2 separate regions of the Homo sapiens genome follow, and region 1 is linked to region 2. A link is an interaction called in ENCODE POLR2A ChIA-PET data of the cell type or tissue named here. Cell type or tissue: PC-9. All regions are shown on one strand. Links, peaks and the distances in the headings refer to the core of each region. The heading gives the core; the rest is flanking DNA. Region 1 has its middle 7.8 kb from the start of MLXIPL. Region 2 has its middle 8.5 kb from the start of ABHD11.

What was found. Peaks named below come from ENCODE experiments on the same cell type or tissue, not always from the same donor. Only the 100,000 strongest peaks of a DNase experiment are listed, where the experiment ranks them.
Region 1: POLR2A ChIA-PET joins it to region 2 with 11 read pairs; 11 of 35 experiments call an interaction of 5 or more read pairs at or near these places.

The regions. Positions count from the first base shown.
Region 1 is chr7:73,626,597-73,638,012 of GRCh38, reverse strand. It overlaps a transcript of MLXIPL not described here. Among named protein-coding and RNA genes, the nearest start is that of MLXIPL, 7.8 kb to the right of the region's middle. RefSeq lists enhancers at 1,340-1,634, 1,591-2,440. In PC-9, for the core only: a CTCF peak has its summit at 8,563 (motif pointing left); DNase peaks (open chromatin) are centred at 1,502 and 8,582; H3K27ac peaks cover 479 bases.
Region 2 is chr7:73,725,641-73,735,014 of GRCh38, reverse strand. It overlaps the pseudogene RN7SL265P. Among named protein-coding and RNA genes, the nearest start is that of ABHD11, 8.5 kb to the left of the region's middle. RefSeq lists enhancers at 1-10, 21-70, 1-256. In PC-9, for the core only: a CTCF peak has its summit at 139 (motif pointing right); DNase peaks (open chromatin) are centred at 4 and 3,194; H3K27ac peaks cover 35 bases.

The sequences.
Region 1 (11,416 bases), core at 1,458-9,457, 98 kb after region 2:
AAAGAGGTAGGAAGAACATAGAGAAGGATTGAGACAGGCTGAGCCTGGCAGTGGTGCCACTGCGTGTTCCCCAACAGAGAGCCCAGAGGACTTGCCTGGTCCTTCTAGGGCCATTTGGGAATCCCCCACTGACCTCCATCAGTGCCCTTAGCATAAAGGGCAGGCCCCGGACCCGACCTCTCACCCTGCCTGACATTCTTTTTCCAGGTACTTCTCTCTTCCTCTCCTGTGTCCTCCCTGTCCCACACCCCAGCTCAGCCTAGCCTGGAACATGAGCTCACAGGAAGTTGCTGTCTGATGGGGAACAGCTGTGGGTTCAAATCTCAGCCCTGCCATCTACCATCAGTAAGAACCTTGGGCCAGGTATCCTATACAACGGGGCAATGGGGACCATGGTCCTTGCTCTGTCTGGCTCATAATGAGATAATGACCATGAAGCCACATTGGCAAAGGACATATGAGTGTAAGCTGTCTTGCGTATCAGTGCTTCTCAAACTGACTGAAAAGCCCCTTTTTGTTTTTTCTTTTTTTTTTTTTCCAGACAGAGTCTCACTCTGTCACTCAGGCTGGAGTGCAGTGGTGTGATCTCAGCTCACTGCAAACTCCACCTTCCAAGTTCAAGCAAGTCTCTCGCCTCAGCCTCCTGAGTAGCTGGGATTACAAGCGTGTGCCACCATGCCTGCTAATTTTTGTATTTAGGAGAGACGGGGTTTCGCCGTGTTGGCCAGGCTGGTCTGGAACTCCTGACCTCAAGTGATCCTCTTGCCTCGGCCTGCCAAAGTGCTGGGATTACAGGCATGAGCCACTGCACAAGGCCCCTTTTTGCTTTTTTATTTTCAATCTACATAGACTTGTGAGTATGCAAAATACAACAGAAAATGAATTACTAGAAAAATTGAAGTGAAGGAAATATGTAAATTATATGCCCAGTTTGTTATTCTTTTTTTTTTTTTGAGATGGAATCTCGCTCTGTTGCCCAGGCTGGAGTGCAGTGGCACCATCTCAGCTCACTGCAAGCTCCGCCTCCCGGGTTAACATCATTCTCCTGCCTCAGCCTCCCGAGTAGCTGGGATTACAGGCATCCGCCACCATGCCCAGCTAACTTTTGTATTTTTAGTAGAGACGGGGTTTCACCATCTTGGCCAGGCTGGGCTCGAACTCCTGACCTCTTGACCCACCCGCCTTGGTCTCCCAAAGTGCTGGGATTATAGGCGTGAGCCACCGTGCCCAACCTAAATTTTTTTTTAATTGATATAAGTGCTTCTAGACACTCTGAATTTTTGTGTTTATCTTGTTGCAAACTCATAACAGAATCCCCAGCCTGGCAGTTGTCCATGGGCTACTCTCTGAGAAATACAGATACCTCGGTGCCCACTGGAGCCAAGCCTAGCATGGAGTCACAGGGTGGCTGCCTGTGCTCCGAGGGAGCTGGGGACATGGCAGCTATGTAGGCTGCTGGCACCCTGCTGGCACCCCAGCCAGTTGAATGACTCATTACTCTGGTTCCCCAGCCCCCGCCTTTGTTTCTCCAGCTCTTCCCTCCCAGAATACCTTCTGCCCTCTCTGTGTGACTAATTCTCACTTCGTCTTTTTTTTTTTTTTTGAGACAGAGTCTCACTCTGTCGCTCAGGCTGGAGTGCAGTGGCTCAATCTCGGCTCACCACAACCTCCACCTCCCAGGTTCAAGCAATTCTTGTGCCTCAGCCTCCTGAGTAGGTGGGACTACAGGCATAAACCACCGGATCCGGCTAATTTTTGTGTTTTTAGTAGAGATGGGGTTTCACCATATTGGCCAGGCTAGTCTTAAACTCCCGGCCTCAAGTGATCCTCCCACTTTGGCCTCCCAAAGTGTTGGGATTGCAGGCGTGAGCCACGGTGCCCGGCCTCCACTTTGTCTTTTGAGGTCCCCCTCAAGCACAGTTTCTTCTAGAGAGCCTTCCTTAACCCCCTGGGCTGCAAGTCCGGCCGCCCTTAACTGAACTTCCACAGTCCCAGGAACTGGGACTGGCCCCCTCTAGTTGCTGGAGGGCATGCCTCACTCTGCATACTGAGCTGCACAAAGGCAGGAGCCATGTTGCAAGCATCTGAGCATTCCCCACCTCTGCCTGAACAGAGGGCATGACATCAGCAGGCGGTTAATATGTGTACTGGGTGGGCAGATGGGTGGGTATTTGAGTGGATGGTTGGATGAATAGAAAGTTAGGTAGGTGTATACATGGAACGATGGATGGACAGATAGACATATTGGTAGATGAATGGACTGATGGAAGAAGAAATGGATAGATAGAGAGGGGGATGGATGGATGGGTGGATAAAGAGATAGATGGATGGATGATGGATGGATGGATAGATAGAAGAGATGGATTGATGGAAAAAGAGATGGGTGGATGGAGAGAGATGGATGGATGGATAGATAGAAGAGATGGACTGATGGAAGAAGAGATGGGTGGATGGATGGATGGATGGATGGATGGATGGAAGAAGAGATGGGTGGATGAAAGAAGAGATGGGTGGATAGTAAGGTGAATGGACAGATTGTAAATGAATAGACAGGTAGATGAACAGACAGATGGGTGGGTAGACTGACTATTAGAGTATAGATGAATTAATAGGTAAATAACTAGATGGACAGATGAATGGATGGCTGGACGGATGACTAGATACTCACTTGATCTCTACCCTGCTGTCCTTCCTCCCCTTCTTCTCCTCTTTCTCTACCTCCTCCTCCACTCTCATAGCCTCAGAGCACAAAGATCAATGATTTTCAGTTGAGACCAGAGGTAATCTACACAGGACTTTTTGTCCTACACAGGACTTGGTATTTGTATAATTTAGAAATGTATGAGCAATATGACTGATATTTATAGTATTATTAAACATAAATATAGGCCAGGCACAGTGGCTTACGCCTGTAATCCTGGCACTTTGGGAAGCCGAGGTGGGCAGATCACTTGAAGTCAGGAGTTTAAGACTAGCCTGGCCAACATGGCGAAACCCAATCTCTACTAAAAATACAAAAAAAAAAAAAAAATAGCTGGGCGTGGTGGTGCATTCCTGTGGTCCCAGCTACTCGGGAGGCTGAGGCAGGAGAATCGTTTGAACCCAGGAGGTAGAGGTTGCAGTGAGCCAAGATCCCGCCCCTGCACTCCAGCCTGGCCGACAGAATGAGACTCCGTCTCAAAATAATAATAATAATAATAATAATAAATACATATAGAAGCAGAAAGCCTATAAAAGTGTACTTCTTGCAAAGAAAAGTGGGTTTTTCGTTCCTAATATGTTGAATTCATAATTTAAAAAAATTAAGTTAAAATTATTGGCCAGGCACAGTGGCTCACGCTTGTAATCCCGGCACTTTGGGAGGCCGAGGCAGCAGGCAGATCACTTGAGGTCAGGAGTTCGAGACCAGCCTGGCCAACATGATGAAACCCCATCTCTACTAAAAATACAAAAACTAGCCAGGCATGGTGGTGCACACCTGTAGTCCCAGCTACTTGGGAGTCTGAGACAGGAGAATTGCTTGAACCTGGAAGGTGGCAGTTGCAGTGAGCCAAGATCGAGCCACTGCACTCCAGCCTGAGCAACAGAGTAAGACTCTGTCTCAAAAAAATTTTCCTTTTAAAGTAAATAATTATTTATTTATTTTTGAGATGAGATCTCACTCCGTCGCCCAGGCTGGTCTTGAACTCCTGGCCTCAAGCAATCCTCCCACCTCAGCCTCTCAAAGTGTTTTGGATTACAGGTGTGAGCCACTGCTCCTGGCAAACTCGTAATTTTTGGTAGAACAATTGGGGTACTTCTGATATGAAAACAAGTCTGGTCCAACTTCTTCACTTCGATATAGTCATATTTATCCAATTTTCGTTCATGGTTTGTTCACCCATTTTACAGATACAGAAACTGAGATCCAGACAGGGGAAGTGACTTCCCAACTTGCCGCCAGTTAAAGACACAGTTCGAGACTCCTCTCTCTCACTCTTGTCCGCTTCTCCATCCTCTTCTCACTCAGTGAGCTTTGTGAGAAGCTAACTGCCAAGTTAATCTTGCCAAGCTAACTTTGCCAAGTCCTTCCGTAGGCCTGATACATCATCTCCCTCGTCCCCGCACCTAGATGCCAATCTACCCCTAGCCACAGTAGTGGCTTCCTGAGTATGTAAGCTGGTGAGAGGAGCTGAGGGGTCAGTGAAAAGAGGCAGAGGCATGTTTCTCACTTTGAGGTGCTCAGGCTGTTTAGGGCACCATCAAACTCCAGACTATCAGCCAGACACCATGGCTCACGCCTGGAATCCCAGCAACTTTGGGAGGCTGAGGCAGGAGGATTGCTGGAGCCCAGGAGTTCGGAACCAGTTTAGGCAATATAGCAAGATCCTGTCTCTACAAAAAAAATAAAAATTAGCCTGGCATGGTGGCTCCCACCTGTAATCCCAGTACTTCGCGAGGTCAAGGCAAGAGGATGGCTGGAGCCCAGGTCAAAACCAGCCTGGGCAACATGACGAAACCCTGTCTCCACAAAAAAATTCAAAAATTAGCCAGGCACGTTGGCACACACCATGGCGGGAGGACTGCTTGAGCCCAAGGAGGTCAAGGCTGCAGTGAGATGTGATCTGGCCACTGTACCCCAGCCTGGGTGACAGAGTGAGACTTCATCTTAAAAAAAAAAAAAAACACTTTGGGAGGCCGAGGCAGGTGGATCACAAGGTCAGGAGATTGAGACCATCCTGGTTAACACGGTGAAACCCCGTCTCTACTAAAAATAGAAAAAAAATTAGCCGGGCGTGGTGGCGGGTGACTGTAGTCCCAGCTACTCGGGAGGCTGAGGCAGAAGAATGGCATGAACCTGGGAGGTGAAGCTTGCAGTGAGCCGAGATCGAGCCACTGCACTCCAGCCTGGGCAACAGAGCAAGACTCCATCTCAAATAAAAAAAAAAAAAAGGTAGGGTGGGGTGGCTCACTCCTATAGTCCCGGCGCTTTGGGAGGCCGAAGCAGGCAGATCACCTGAGGTCAGCAGTTCAAGAACAGCCTGGCTAACATAGGGAAACCCCATCTCTACTAAAAATACAAAAAATTAGCCACACGTGGTGGTGGGCACCTGTAATCCCAGCTACTCACAAGGCTGAGGCAGGAGAATCGCTTGAAGCTAGGAGGCGGAGGTTGCAGTGAGCTGAGATCGCGCCACTGCACTCCAGCCTGGGCAACAGAGCAAGACTCCGTCGGAAGGAAGGAAGGAAGGAAGGAAGGAAGGAAGGAAGGAAGGAAGGAAGGAAGGAAAGAAGGAAGGAATGAAAGGGAAAGGAAGACTTTCCTTCCCACAGGAAGACAGTCTGTGACAAGCCCCTTGTCTTCCTTCCCACAGGAAGACAGTCTGTGACAAGCCCCAGACTGTCACACTGAGGCACACACAGGAACACAGGGTAGGTGAGGAGGGGAACAGGGCTGGGCCCTGGATCTGCACTAGGACATCAGTGAAGATGGTTGTGGCCGAGGGAAATAACCCATGGAACACCTCTCACACTACCTTGTAAGGGCGAATCAGGATGTAGAATGGCTGATTTCATATATGTATATGGGTGCAAAGTCGGTTTCGTTTTCAAATAAAACCACTAAGTCTAACATACATGTAAATGGTGCACATGTCATAAGTATCTAACTCCATGAATTTTCACAGAGAACATCCCCATATAACCAGAATCCAGATAAGGAAACAAAATGTGGCCAGGCACAGTGGCTCATGCCTATAATCTCAGTGCTTTGGGAAACTGAGGCAGGAGGATCACTTGAGCCCAGGAGTTCAAGACCAGCTTGGACAGCATAATGAGACTCCACCTCTACAAAAAAAATAAATAAATAATAAAAAAATTTAAAAAATTAGCTGAGTGTGGTGGTCCCAGCTACTTAGGAGGCTGAGGCAGGAGGATGGCTTGAGCCCAGGAATTTGAGGCTAGAGTAAGCCATGATTCTATCACTGCACTCCAGCAACCTAGGTGACTGAGGGATACCCTGTCTGGAAAGAAAAGAAAAGAAAAGGAGAGGAGAGGAGAAAAGAAAAAAGAAAAGAAAAGAAAAGAGAAAAGAAGAGGAGGGGAGGGGAGGGAGGGGAAAGAAAAGAAAAGACAGGAGAGGGGAGTGGAGGGGAGGGCAGGGAAGGGAAGGGAAAAGGAAAGAAAAGAAAAAAGACAAGACAAGACTGGAGAGAAGAGAGGAGAAGGGAGTGGAGGGGAGGGGAGAAGAGAGAGAGAGGGAGAGAGGGAGAGAGGGAGAAGGGGAGAGAGGAAGGAAAGGAAGAAGGAAGGAAAGGAAGAAAATTTGACCAGGCACAGTGACTCGTGCCTGTAATCCCAGTACTTTGAGTGGCTGAGGTGGGAGGATCACTTGAGGTTGGGAGTTTGACACCAGCCTAGGCAGCATAGCAGACCCCATCTCTACCTAAAAAAAAAAAAAAAAAAAAAAAAAAAAGTAGCAACATCCTTCATAGCTCTCTTCTTGAGCCCTTCTAGTCACCCTGAGGCTAAATGCAACCCTGACTCCTAACACCATAGATGAGCCTATTTTGGAGCTTTATATGAATGAAATCTTACAACATATACACTTCCGTGTCAGGCTTCTTTTGTTTAATACATAATCAGTGAGATTCACCCATAGGGCTGCACTTAGCTGTAGAGTGTTCATTCTCATTGCTGCATTAATATTCCCTAGTGTGGGCCGGGTGCGGTGGCTCACACCTGTAATCCCAGCACTTTGGGAGGCCGAGCCGAGGCAGGCAGATCACAAGGTCAGGAGATCAAGACCATCCTGGCTAACACAGTGAAACCCAGTCTCTACTAAAAATACAAAAAAAATTAGCTGGGCGTGGTGGCGGGCACCTGTAGTCCTAGCTACTCGGGAGGCTGAGTCAGGAGAATGGCATGAACCCAGGAGATGGAGCTTGCAGTGAGCTGAGATCATGCCACTGCACTCCAGCCTGGGTGACAGAGCAAGACTCCGTCTCAAAAAAAAAAAAAAAGTATTCCCTAGTGTGACTGTTCTGCAATGTATTTATCCATTCACCTGTTGATAGGCATCCGGGGCATCTCCAGTGTTGGGCTAGTAAGATCAGTGCTGCCACGAATAGTCTTGTGTTTTGGTGCACATGTGTGCACACTGCTGGGTTCTAACTAAGGTGGGAGATGCTCAATGCTAGTAGATGCTGCCAAATACCTTTCCAAAGTGATTTTGCCTCCACTGGCAGGAGCAGTAGATGAGTGTCTGCTCGTACCACATCCTCCTGCACAATGGCCAGCCCTTTGAGTTTGAGAACATAGGTACTTGTGGAACAGGCTGGCATTCAATTGTCTGCGTTTGAATCCCAGTTCTCTTCTTATCATGTGACCTTCAGCAAAGGTTGTTTTCTTATCTGCAAAATGTGTTGAAAATCAAAGGGTAGGCCGGGCACAGTGGCACACGCCTGTAATCCCAGCACTTTGGGAGACCAAGGCAGGAGGATTGCTTGAGCTCAGGAGTTCAAGACCAGCCTGGCCAACATGGCAAAATCCCATCTCTACAAAAAATACAAAAATTAGGTGGGCATAGTGGCACACGCCTGTAGTCCCAACTACTCGGGAGGTTTAGGTGGGAGGATCACTTGAGCCCAGGAAGCAGAGCTTGCAATGACCCAAGATCATGCCACTGCATTCTGGCCTGGGTGACAGAGTGAGTGAGACTCCATCTCAAAAAAAAAAAAAAAAAAAAAGACAAGCTGGCCTGTAATCCCAGCACTTTGGGAGGCCGAGGCGGGCAGATAACGAGGTCAAGAGATCGAGACCTTCCTGGCTAACACAGTGAAACCCCGCCTGTACTAAAAGTACAAAAAATTAGCCGGGAGTGGTGGCGGGCGCCTGTAGTCCCAGCTACTTGGGAGGCTGAGGCAGGAGAATGGCGTGAACCCAAGAGGCGGAATTTGCAGTGAGCTGAGATCGTGCCACTGCACTCCTGCCTGGGAAACAGTGCAAGACTCCGTCTCATAAATAAATAAATAAATAAATAAATAAATAAATAAATAAAAATAATAAAAAAGACAAGCCAAGGGGCTGTTGTGAAGATCCTGCGGACCTGCTAGGTGGTAAGTGCTCCATAAAGGTTAGCTTTATATAGCTAATTCTCACCACAATCCGCCAGATCATTTCACCTCTCAGAGTCTCAGTCTCCCCATCTGTAAAATGGCAATGAAAATTCTAACACACCCACATATACACACAGTTGACAGGCTCACTAGTAAATGGAATAATTTATGAACGTGCCTTTTAGTTTTTAAGAGACAGGTTCTCACTCTGTCACCCAGGCTGGAGTACAGTGGCATGTTTATAGCTCACTGCAGCCTCCAACTCCTGAGCTCAAGCGATCCTCTCACCTCAGCCTCCCAAGTAGCTGGAACTACAAGACCACAAATAGCTAATTTTTTAATTTTTTGTAGAGACAGAGTCTTGCTATGCTGTCCAGGCTTGTCTCGAACCCCTGGGCTCAAGCAATCCTCCCCTTGGCCTCTCAAAGTGCTGGGATTACTGGCATGAGCCACCACGCCCAGCAGTGATTCTTGCTCTCAAGGAATTTGCCATCTAGTGGGGAGGAAAAGCACGTGCGTCATCACTGTGAATGCAAAGCTGAATGAAATTAGACTTATATTAGAACAAGGGTGGTGCGGCCAGGCACGGTGCCTCACTCCTGTAATTCCAGGACTTTGGGAGGCTGAAGAGGGTGGATCACGAGGTTAGGAGTTCAAGATTAACCTGACCAACATGGTGAAACCCCGTCTCTACAAAAATACAAAAATTAGCCAGGCGTGGTGGTGCACCCTTGTAATCCCAGCTCCTCAGGAGGCTGAGGCAGGAGAATCGCTTGAATCCGGGAGGTGGAGGTTGCAGTGAGCTGAGATCACGCCACTGCACTCCAGCCTGGGCGACAGAGCAAGACTTGGTCTCAAAAAAAAAAAAAGAAAAGAAAAGAACAAGGGTGGTGGGAACTCAGAAATAACCTGGAGAACTTGGGGAAGATGTCATAGGTGGGACTTCAAGGACAGGTGGGCTTTCCCAACAAGGAAGGGCAGGCTGGGTGAAGAGCCCTGAGGACCAAGACTGGAAGGCAGAGAGGATGTGACATCAGGTGGGATGGCTGGGGACAGCCAGGTATTCACACCACAGTTAGGATCTTGTCTTGCATCTCCATGGACCATGAACAAGACTTGTTTGTACAGAGGCTGTAAACTGCTGGCTATAGTAACAGAGGCTAGAGAAGCAGCAAGAGCGTGAGCCAGCTTACATGTACATGGCTGTGCTATTATCTGGGCAATGGTGCCCTGAACAGGGGGTGCGGCGCCTGTGGTCCCATTACAAGTGGCTCACACTTCTAATCCCAACACTTTGGGAGGCTGAAGTGGGAGGATCACTTTGGCCCAGGAGTTTGAGGCTGCAGTGAGCTATGATTGTGCCACTGCACTCCAGGCTGGGTGACACAGCGAGACCCTGTCTCTAAACACAGGAGAAATCAGAATCTGTGGACGTCCTTGCATTTATTGGACACTCTAGTGTTTGGATGTTTTGCATTGTGCAGTCAGGGTTTGTCTTTTCAGCGGTTAGGCTTCTAGAGGTGTTATTAAGCCCTGGAGGAGGGCAGAAATGAGATGCAGATGCCTGTTGAGGGGCAATTCATGGCTGGGGAAGGAGGGATGTTGGGTGAAGGAGAGAATTCACTCATAATCTTCCCACCCGCTCAGATCCAGCTCAGAGGAAAGTCCCTGAAACCGCAGGAGACAACTCTGATGTTTTCAGAGCATGGGGAGAGCACGGTGGGGTGATCTGGAGACACGGCCAGCAGAGACTTGGAGCCAAGATTCCTGGATCCCCAACAAATCACTGAATTCAGGCCAGGCACAGTGGCTCATGCCCGTAGTCTCAGCACTTTGGGAGGCCGTGGTGGAAGGGTCGCTTGAGCCCAGGTGCTCGAGACCAGCCTGGGGAATATAGTGAGACCTCATCTTTACAACAGCAAAAAGAAGAAGAAAGAAAGAAAGCACTGAGTTTGGCCCTCAATTTTACAGGTAGTGAGACAGATCGCCAGTAAGACAGAGAGACAGAGATCTCCCCAGTGTTACTCATGGAATTAGCAGCAGAGCAAGGATCAATTCCGGTCTTCACCTGAGCCAGGGTCCCCGGAGCCAGGAGGTCCCAAGCCAGAGGCGAGGGCGGAGCTGACACTTCCTATCCAACCTCCTCCACAGCACCCCACCCGCTCCTCTTAGTCTCATGCCCCTTTCTTCAAGCATCCCCCAAGTCTCCAGGTACCCAGTGTGGGGGTTCAGAGATGCTAGGACACAGTCTTGCCTCAATGGCCTACGGAGGAATAGGGGGAGAAGCCAGACAGGCATATAGGGGTAAGTAATGATCCTGTCAGCCTCTGTACCAAGGGCCTCAAAAGACGGTTAACTGCCACCTGAGAGCTGGCCACGGTGGCTCACGCCTGTAATACCAGCACTTTGGGAGGCTGAGGCAGGTGGATCACTTGTGGTCAGGAGTTCAAGACCAGCCTGGCCAACATGGTGAAACCCCATCTCTACTAAAAATACAAAAATTAGTCGGGCATGGTGTTACACGCCTGTAATCCCGGCTACTTGGGAGGCTGAGGCAGGAGAATCGCTTGAGCCCGGGAGGCGGAGGTTGCAGTGAGCTGAGATCATGCCACTGCACTCCAGTCTGGGTGACAGACTGAGACTGGCTCAAAAAAAAAAAAAAAAAAGAGGGCCACTTGGGGATGGCTCTCTGAAGCAGGGCAGAGCCCCTCCAAAGGAGGGAGAGTGGGGTGAGCATCAGAACCCCCTTTCCTAACCTGGCAGGGATGGGCAGAGAGAATGCACATCCTACAGAGGGCAGCAGGGAGGATGGAGCAGAACAGCTGGGGCTCCTGGGAATGTGATGCGAACATTTGGCAGAGACAGAAGATACCCGGCCAAGGGAGGTGGGTGGAAGGGCTGGCCTGTGAGCAGCCTTGGATAATCACTTTCCTCCCACAGCCAGTGGCTGGGGCCCTCAGGGCACTGCCATTGTGATCCTAGGTGCTGTGTGATCCTCCTGTGGGCTGGAAGAAAGTGCTGCATGTCAACCTTTTCCAAGGCTGCCACACATGGGAAACCACCTCCTCCGCTTTCCCTAACATGACCACACACAGGATACCTGTCAGAAAGCCAGCAGAGCTTAGCATGTGCCTACAACTCTTTCCTGTCCCCACCCACTAGGGACATCCTTGGGGGAAATCTGGAAATCTACTAGACCAGGCTTTGCTGCTGCCCCTCAGAGATGCTTGGGTGTGTTTTTGCTCTCCTGTGCCTCTGAACCCATCTTTGAGGCTGTTAGTTAAACGCTCCAGTGAGGTGTCAGGTGTGAATGCCTCAGT
Region 2 (9,374 bases), core at 1-8,000:
CCTTTGCCCTCCCTTCCCAGCAAGGCACTCCCTGGCAGGCCCCACCCCTGCCAGGCCAAGGAGGAAGGCCTGCTGCATCCTAGAAACTTCCGGCCAGGCCCAGAGCACACTCAGCCCCCTTCCTCCCTTCACCACAAGAGGGTGCTCTACCCACGTCTTGTGAAAGAAAGGGCGGAGCTGGGCACAGTGGCTCATGCCTGTCATCCCAGCACTCGGAGGCTGAGGCAGGAGGATCTATTGAGCCCACTTCAAGGCTGCAGTGAGCCATAGGATCACACCACTGCACTCCAGCCTAGGTAACAGAGCAAGACGTTGTCTCAAAAAGAGAGGGAGAGGTAAGGAGAGGAGGGAAGAAGGCATTATGTCTCCAATGCTGAGAGGCATAAGGTACCCCAGCCCCCATCCTGAAGGGTTAGCTTGGTACCTTGAATGGCATCATCCACACATATAAATATAACCTTACCTCTGCAGAAAAACAGAAGGAAAAAAGTGTATCCCTAACAAATTCCTCCTCACATTTTATTTTATATATATATATATATATATTTTGAGACAGAGTCTCACTCTGTCCCCCAGGCTGGAGTGCAGTGGTGCAATCTCAGCTCACTGCAAGCTCCACCTCCCAGATTCACACCATTCTCCTGCCTCAGCCTCCCGAGTAGCCGGGACTACAGGCGCCCACCACCACGCCCGGCTAATTTTTTATACTTTCAGTAGAGACGGGGTTTCACCGTGTTAGCCAGGATGGCCTCGATCTCCTGACCTCGTGATCCGCCTGCCTTGGGCTCCCAAAGTGCTGGGATTACAAGCGTGAGCCACCGCGCCTGGCCATTTTTAATTTTTTTTAATTTATGTATTTTTTTGAGACGGAGTCTCACTCTCTTGCCAGGCTGGAGTGCAGTGGCTGCAGTGGTGCAGTCTTGGCTCACTGCAACCTCTGCTTCCCGAGTTCAAGCGATTCCCCTGCCTCAGCCTCCCGAGTAGCCAGTGGCATGAGCCGGTGGCGTGAGCCACAGCACCCAACTCAATTTTTTTTTTTTTTTTTGAAATGGAGTCTCACTCTGTCGCCCAGGCTGGAGTGCAGTGGCACGATCACGGCTCACTGCAAGCTCTGCCTCCCAGGTTAAAGCCATTCATCTGCCTCAGCCTCCCGAGTAGCTGGGACTACAGGCGCCCGCCACCACGCCCGGCTAATTTTTTGTATTTCTAGTAGAGACAGGGTTTCGCCACGTTAGCCAGGATGGTCTCGATCTCCTGACCTTGTGATCCGCCCGCCTTGGCCTCCCAAAGTGCTGGGATTACAGGCATGAGCCACTGCGCCCAGCCACATTTGTGTGTGTGTGTGTGTGTGTTTTGAGATGGACTCTTGCTCTGTCACCCAGGCTGGAGTGCAGTGAGATCTCAGCTCCTTGCAACCTCCACCTCCTAGTTCAAACGATTCTTCTGCCTCAGCCTCCCAAGTAGCTGGGACTACAGGTGCATGCCACCACATCCGGGTAATTTTGGTATTTTTTTTAGTAGAGATGGGGTTTCACCATGTTGGCCAGGCTGGTCTCAAACTCCTGACCTCAAGTGATCTGCCTGCCTCGAACTCCCAAAGTGCTGGGATTACAAGTGTGACCCACATGCCCAGCCCACATTTTTTGTTCTTAGACTCAATGTGTCGCCCAGGCTGAAGTGCAGTGGCACAGTCATAGCTCACTGCAGCCTCAAACTCCTGGGCTCAATGGATCCTCCCTCCTCAGTCTTCGAAGTAGCTGGTACTAAAGGCATTCACCACCATGCCCAGCAAATGTTTTTAAAATGTTTTGTAGACATGAGGTCTCTCTGTGGTGCCCAGGCTGGTCTTGAACTCCTGACTTCCAGTGTCAGCCTCCCAACGCACCCCGCCCTCCTAACATCTTCAATACTACCTCTAATATTCCCAGCGTTCTGATCCAAGAGCATGGGTAGGTCTGCTGTGCCCCCAGGGGTCTCAGTACCCCCCACCTCCCTTGAGGTGACCACCACCTCCACAAGTACCCGGAGTATACCAGCAACATATTCATAAATGTGTAAAAAGAAATCTCCATTTCAGCAAAGGTCTTGTCAGCAAAGTTGCATATTAGGGATTAGGTCTTCAACCCAGCTCCAAACAGTAAATGTCACCAGGTGCAGTGTCTGTAGTCCCAGCTACTTGGGAGGCTGAGGCAGGAGGATCGCTGGAGTCCAGGAGTTCCGGGTTGTAGTGCAGTATGCCTGTAGTGCAGATAGCTATACTTGCACTAAGTTCACCACCAATTTGGTGACCTCTCAGGAGCAGGGGATTACCAAGCTGCCTAAAGAGAGGTGCACCAGCCCAGCTCAGAAACAGAGGGGTCAAAACTCCTTTGCTGATCAGTAGTGGGATCTTGCCTGTGAATAGCCACTGCACTTCAGCCTGGGCAACATAGCAAGACCCATCTCTAAAATACATAAATAGGCAGGGCACAGTGACTCATGCTTGTAATCCTAGCACTTTTGGGAGGCCGAGGTGGGCAATCATGAGGTCAGGAGTTTCAGACCAGCCTGGCCAACATAGTGAAACCTGTCTCTACTAAAAATACAAAAAAATTAGCCAGGCATGGTGGTGGGTGCCTGCAATCCCAGCTACTGAGGAAGCTGAGGCAGAAGAATCACTTGAACCCGGGAGATGGAGGTTGCAGTGAGCTGAGATCATGCCACTGCACTCCAGCCTAGGCGGCAGAGGAAGACTCTGTCTCAAAACAACAACAACAAAAACAAATTTAAAACAGCTCTCCAATGTCCAAAAAATTTAACCTTTAAGGTGAAAAAAAAAAAAAAACTGTCCGGGCGCTGTGGCTCACACCTGTAATCCCAGCACTTTGGGAGGCCACAGTGGGCAGATCACGAGGTCAGGAGTTCAAGACCATGGCCAACATGGTGAAACCCCGTCTCTACTAAAAATACAAAAATTAGCTGGGCGTGATGGTGTGGGTCTGTAATCCCAGCTACACAGTAGGCTGAGGCAGGAGAATCGCTTGAACCCAGGACCCAGGAAGCGGAGGTTGCAGTGAGCTGAGATTGCACCACTGCATTCCAGCCTGGGTGACAGAGCGAGACTCCATCTCAAAAAAAAAAAAAAAAAAAACTGGTAAGTTGTGAAACCCTGTACCTAGTTGTGACATCTGTATTCTCTCTCAATCTAGAACAATTTGCAGCCTTTGAGTTTCACGACCTTAATATTTTCGGAGATTACAGGGAAGTTATTTTGTAGACTGTCCTTCCATTTCGGTTTGTCCACTCCTTCCTGACGATGAGACCACCGTGACACATTCTGGACAGAAATACCACAAAAATGATGCTATGCTCTCACTGTAGCCAAATGTCCATTGGAGCCATGAATGGTAGTACCAACGTCCATCACTTCATTAAGATGCTTTTTTTGGCTGGGTGCGGTGGTTCACGCCTGTAATCCCAACACTATGGAAGGCCGAGGCAGGCTGATCACGAGGTCAGGAGTTCGAGACCAGCCTGGCCAACATAGTGAAACCCCATCTCTACTAAAAATACAAAAAATCGGCCTGGCGCGGTGGCTCACACCTGTAACCCCAGCGCTTTGGGAGGCCGAGATGGGCAGATCACTTGAGGCCAAGAGTCCGAGACCAGCCTGGCCAACACAGTAAAACCCCATCTCAACTACAAATTTAAAAAAGTAGCCGGACATGGTGGCGCGTGCCTGTAATCCCAGCTACTCAGGTGCCTGAGGCAAGAAAATCGCTTGAACCCGGGAGGCAGAGGTTGCAGTGAGCAGAGATCGCGCCACCACTGCACTCCAGCCTGGGCAAGAGAGTGAGACTGTCTCAAAAAAAAAAAAAAGATAAATACAAAAAATTAGTCGGGCATGATGGCAGGTGCCTGTAATCCCAGCTACTCAGGAGGCCGAGGCAGGAGAATCGCTTGAACCCAGGAGGCGGAGGTTGCAGTGAGCCGAGATTGCACCACTGCACTCCAGCCTGGGTGACAGAGAGAGACTCTAGCTCAAAAAACAAAAAAACAAAAACAAAAAAAACAAAGCAAGACCAAACCATGCTTTTTTTTTCTTTTCTTTTTTTGAGACAGGGTCTCACTGTGTCACCCAGGCTGGAGTGCAGTGGCACAATCATAGCTCACAGCAGCCTTGACCTCCCAGGCTCAAGCGATCCTCCCTCCTCAGCATCCCAAGTAACTGGGACTACAGTCATGAGCCACCATGACAGGCTTTTTCCTGTCATTTATTTTGATGCTCAAATTGTCCCAGATTTGATCAGTGGATGCCCCTTGCTGACCTCTTGTCATTTTGACAAGCCCCGTTGTTCTTTAATCACTTCCTTTCTTTCTGGCTCAGCAAGATATTTCAGGCTTATCTTGTTTCTCCCTGTCCCGGCCCTGAATTCTCCATTTCTTCAAGAATACTTGGTTTCTTTGTAAGGAGGAATGGTATTTAGAAACCAGGATCTCCATGGTAGGCACATTCAATGCAATTAGGGTCATTCTACACCAGGGTCCACTCAGTGGACACACATTTATACACACACATAAACATACATATTTACATCTGTTTATTTTATCTGTCTACATAAACTGGGGAAAAATAGTTTATATTTACACCTTAAATTCCAGTCTAAAAGCACAAGTTTCATCCTTGCCTTTTTTTTTTTTTTTTTTTTTGGCGACGATGTCTTGCTATTTTGCCCAGGCTGGAGTGCAATGGTGCAATCTCAGCTCACTGCAACCTCCATCTCCTGGGTTCAAGCGATTCTCCTGCCTCAGCCTCCTGAGTAGCTGGGATTACAGGCGTGCACCACCACACCCAGCTAATTTTTGTACTTTTAGTAGAGATGGGGTTTCACCATGTTGGTCAGGCTGGTCTGAAACTCTTGACCCCATATACTATATTTTTTTTTCTTTTTTTTTTTTTGAGATGGAGTCTCACTCTGTTGCCCAGGCTGGAGTGCAGTGGCACAGTCTTGGCTCACTGCAAGATCCGCCTCCCGGGTTCACGCCATTCTCCTGCCTCAGCCCCCGAGTAGCTGGGACTACAGGCGCCCACCACCACGCCCAGCTAATTTTTGTATTTTTAATAGAGATGGGGTTTCACTTTGTTAGCCAGGATGGTCTCGACCTCCTGACCTCGTGATCCACCCATCTTGGCCTCCCAAAGTGCTGGGATTACAGGTGTGAGCCACCGCACCCGGACTATATATATATATATATTTTTTTTTAAGACAGGGTCTCACTCTGTTTCCCAGGCTGGAGTGCAGTGGTGTAATCATGGCTCACTGCAGCCTCAATCTCCTGGACTCCAGCCATCCTCCCACCTCAGCCTCCTGAGTAGCTGGGACTACAGGCACTCGCCACCATACCAATTTTTTTTTCTTTTTTTTTTTGAGACAGAATCTTACTCTGTCACCCAGGCCAGATCAGTGGCAAGATCTCAGCTCACTGCAACCTCTGCCTCCAGGTTCAAGTGATTCTCATGCCTCAGCCTCCCGAGTAGCTGGGATTACAGGCACGCACCACCACGCCTAGCTAATTTTTGTATTTTTAGTAGAGATGGGATTTTGCCATGTTCGCCAGGCTGGTCTTGAACTCCCAACCTCAAGTGATCTGCCCACCTCAGCCTCCAAAAGTGTTTTAAGATTACAGGCATGAGCCACCAAGCCTGACCTAATTTTTTTTTTTTTTTTTTTGTAGAGACAGGGTCTTGCTATAGTGCCCAGGGTGGTCTCAAACTCCTGGGCTCAAGCGATCCTCCTGCCTTCGCCTCCCAAAGTGCTGGGATTACAGGTGAAAGCCACCGTGCCCAGGTCCCTTTCCTTTTTTTTTTTTTTTTTTCAAGACAGGGTCTTGCTCTGTTGCCCAGGCAGGAGTGCAGTGGCACAATCTCAGCTCACTGCAACCTCCTCCTCCCAGGTTCAAGCGATTCTAACCCCTTAGCCTCCCAAGTAGCTGGGATTACAGGCGGGCACCACCACGCCCAGCTAATTTTTGTATTTTTAGTAGAGACAACGTTTCACCATGTTGTCCAGGTTGGTCACGAACTCCTGAGCTCAGGTAATCTGCTACCTTGGCCTCCCAAAGTGCTGGGATGGCAGGCGTGCACCATGGCTCCCAGTCAGACTAGCACATCTTTCTAAGAGCTTTACAGTCATTCGTTCAGCCCACAAATATTTACTGAGCACCTACTGTGTTCAAAGTATGTTTCCAAGTGGCAGACGTAAATCAAGACAGACAAAGCTCCTTGAGCTCATGGAGCTCACATTCCAGGGAGGGGACATAGACCATAAACAAATTAACAAGCGTATCAGATGGTAAGAAGTACTGTGGAGAAGAATTAAGCAGGGAGAGGAAATGAGGAAGGAACAGGCGATTGCTGTTTTATTTTATTTTATGTTAGAGACAGAGTCTTACTCTGTTTCCCAGGCTGGTGTGCAGTGGTGTGATCTCGGCTCACTGCAACCTCCACCTCCAGGTTCAAGCGATTCTCCCCTCAGCCTCCGAAGTAACTGGGACTACAGGCGCCTGCCAGCATACCTGACTAATTTTTTGTATTTTTGGTAGAGGCATGGTTTCACCACGTTGGCCAGGCTGGTCTTGAACTCCTGACCCCAAGTGATCCGCCCGCCTTGGCCTCCCAAAGTTCTGGGATTACAGGTGTGAGCCACTGCACCCAGCCCAATTGCTATTTTACATAATTCTGTGGTTACCCTAAGGAGATGACAAATATTCACCTACCATTTAGATGAAAAACAACCAACCTAATCACTCTCATGACTTGGAGTGATATTTTCAGTGACAGCATCATTAATGAGCTCAAAAAGTGCTGTGTCACACAAGTAGGAGTTAGCAAAACAAAAAAAATAGAAAAATAAAAAAGTGCTGTGTTTCCAAGCAAAAGCGAAGATGATGTGTTTGAGAAAACTAGGGAACTTGAAAGAGGCACTAGGGGATGACACGTAACAATGACAATGACCATGGGAGGCAGAAATGCGAATAAAGAGTTTGCATAAACTTTCACAAACCACAAGAGTGGAAAAGCAATGTTTCTAAATAAAACTATTCTTTAAAATATAAGATTTTAGACCAGGCGCAATGGCTCACGCCTGTAATCCCAGCACTTTGGGAGGCTGAGGTGGGCAGATCACTTGAGGTCAGGAGTTTGAGATCTGCCTGACCAACATGGTGAAACCCCGTCTCTACTAAAAATACAAAAAATTAGCCGGGTGCAGCGGTGCATGCCTGTAATCCCAGGTACTCTGGAGGCTGAGGTGAGAGGGTCATTTGAACCCGGGAGGCAGAGGTTGCAGTGAGCCAAGATCGTGCCACTTCACTCCAGCCTGGGAGACAGAGCGAGACTCCATCTCAAAAAAAAAAAAAAATTAAAATAACACTGGGTGCAGTGGCTCACGCCTGTAATCCCAGCACTTTGGGAGGCCAAGGCGGGCAAATCACCTGAGGTCAGGAGTTCAAGACCAGCCTGACCAACATGGAGAAACCCTGTCTCTACTAAAAAAAATACAAAATTAGCCTGGCGTGGTGGCGCATGCCTGTAATCCCAACTACTCAGGAGGCTGAGGCAGGAGAATCGCTTGAATCCGGGAGGCAGAGGTTGCAGTGAGCCGAGATTGTGCCATTGGACTCCAGCCTGGGTGACAAGAGCAAGACTCCATCTCAAAAAAATAAATAAATAAAAATTAAATAAAATATGGGATTTTTAAAGTCTAAATTTTAAATATTTAACTAAATATTATAAGTAGGGAGTTGATTATTCATCTGTATCTCTAAAAGTTTAAATTAGAATTTGGGACAAATTTTTTTTAAATCTCATTCAGAAAAAGAGGAAAGAAATTTACATTCAGGCATATAGTGAATTTCATCCCAAAGCACTATGCAAATGTCACACACTAAGTACCAGGACTCCTTGCCTGGCCGCCCACATCCTCCTCCTCTCCTGCTCCCCGAGGATGGCTGAGCCCAGGCCTGGGGTTGAGCCAGGAGACGGTTCCCAGCTAATGGTGAACTGGGATGGGGAGAGAGAGCTACCAGGTGGGCTGCGGGGCTGGGCATGGTGATCACAACACCAGGGATTGGCAGGGCTGGCAATTTAAGCACTGCCACCCAAGGCTTATGACTTTGTATGCACCTCTGGGAGCCTCAATGTCCTCATCTGTGAAATGCAGCTAGTAGAGGGCCTCCCTGACAGAGTCACAGTAAGGGTTAAAGGAGGCAGGCAACTCACTCGGTGGCCAGTGCTTTGTATAAAGCACAGGCCAGGGCACCAAACACAGTAATCCCAGCCCTTTGGGAGGCTGAGGCAGGAGGATGGCTTGAGCCCAGGAGTTCAACACAAGCCTGGGCAACATAGCAAGACCCTGTAATTTTTTTTTCTTTCTTTTTTTTGGAACCTGCAATTTTTAAAAATTAAATTACAAAAAGAAAAAAAAATGGACCAGGGCCAGGCTTCCCAGGAGAGGATAAAAAGGGAATAAGCCTGCCAGACCCAAGAAAGCAACAACAAGAGAATCTCAACTACACACACACACAGACACACACACAGACACACACACAGATACACAGACACACACACACAGATACACAGACATGCACAGACACACAGACACACACAGATACACAAACAGAACACACACAGACACACAGATACACAGACACACACACATACACACACAGACATACACAGATACACAGACACACAGACATACAGATACACAGACACAGACACACACAGATTCACAGACACACACACAGATTCACAGACACACAGATACACACACATACACATACACACACAGCCATGCAGCCTGGGTCAGCCGCCCTTCCCATTCCCCAGCCCCCACAACCATGCTCCAGGAACAAGTCTGTTCCTGAATCCTACAAAAGCTTCCTCCTCTTCCTCCTCCAGACCCCAGCAGCCCCTGGGCCTCCTCATCGTTGTCCTGTCACTGTCACTGCGCCTTTCCTACCAGCCCCAGAGGTTCTGGAGGACAGGTGGTGACTGTCTTCGTGCCAACCATCCACACAGGTACAAGGCAAGGCAAGGCAATACCGGCCCTGCCCAGAAGGTGGCAGCAGCGCTCAACATCAGGGATGCAGCGGGCCTGGGCTCACCCCAACCCTCCCAGCCTATGGGATGGAAACACCAAACTGTGCCCGGGAGCTCTGGGAGTTCCCAAATGCCCAGCCTTTGCCCTGTGCTTGCTTGCTTGCTTTGCTTGCTTGCTTGCTTGCTTGCTTGCTTGCTTGCTTGCTTGCTTGTTTGTTTGTTTGTTTGTTTGTTTGTTTGTTTTGAGACGGAGGCTTGCTGTGTCTCCCAAGCTGTAGTGCAGTGTCGCGAT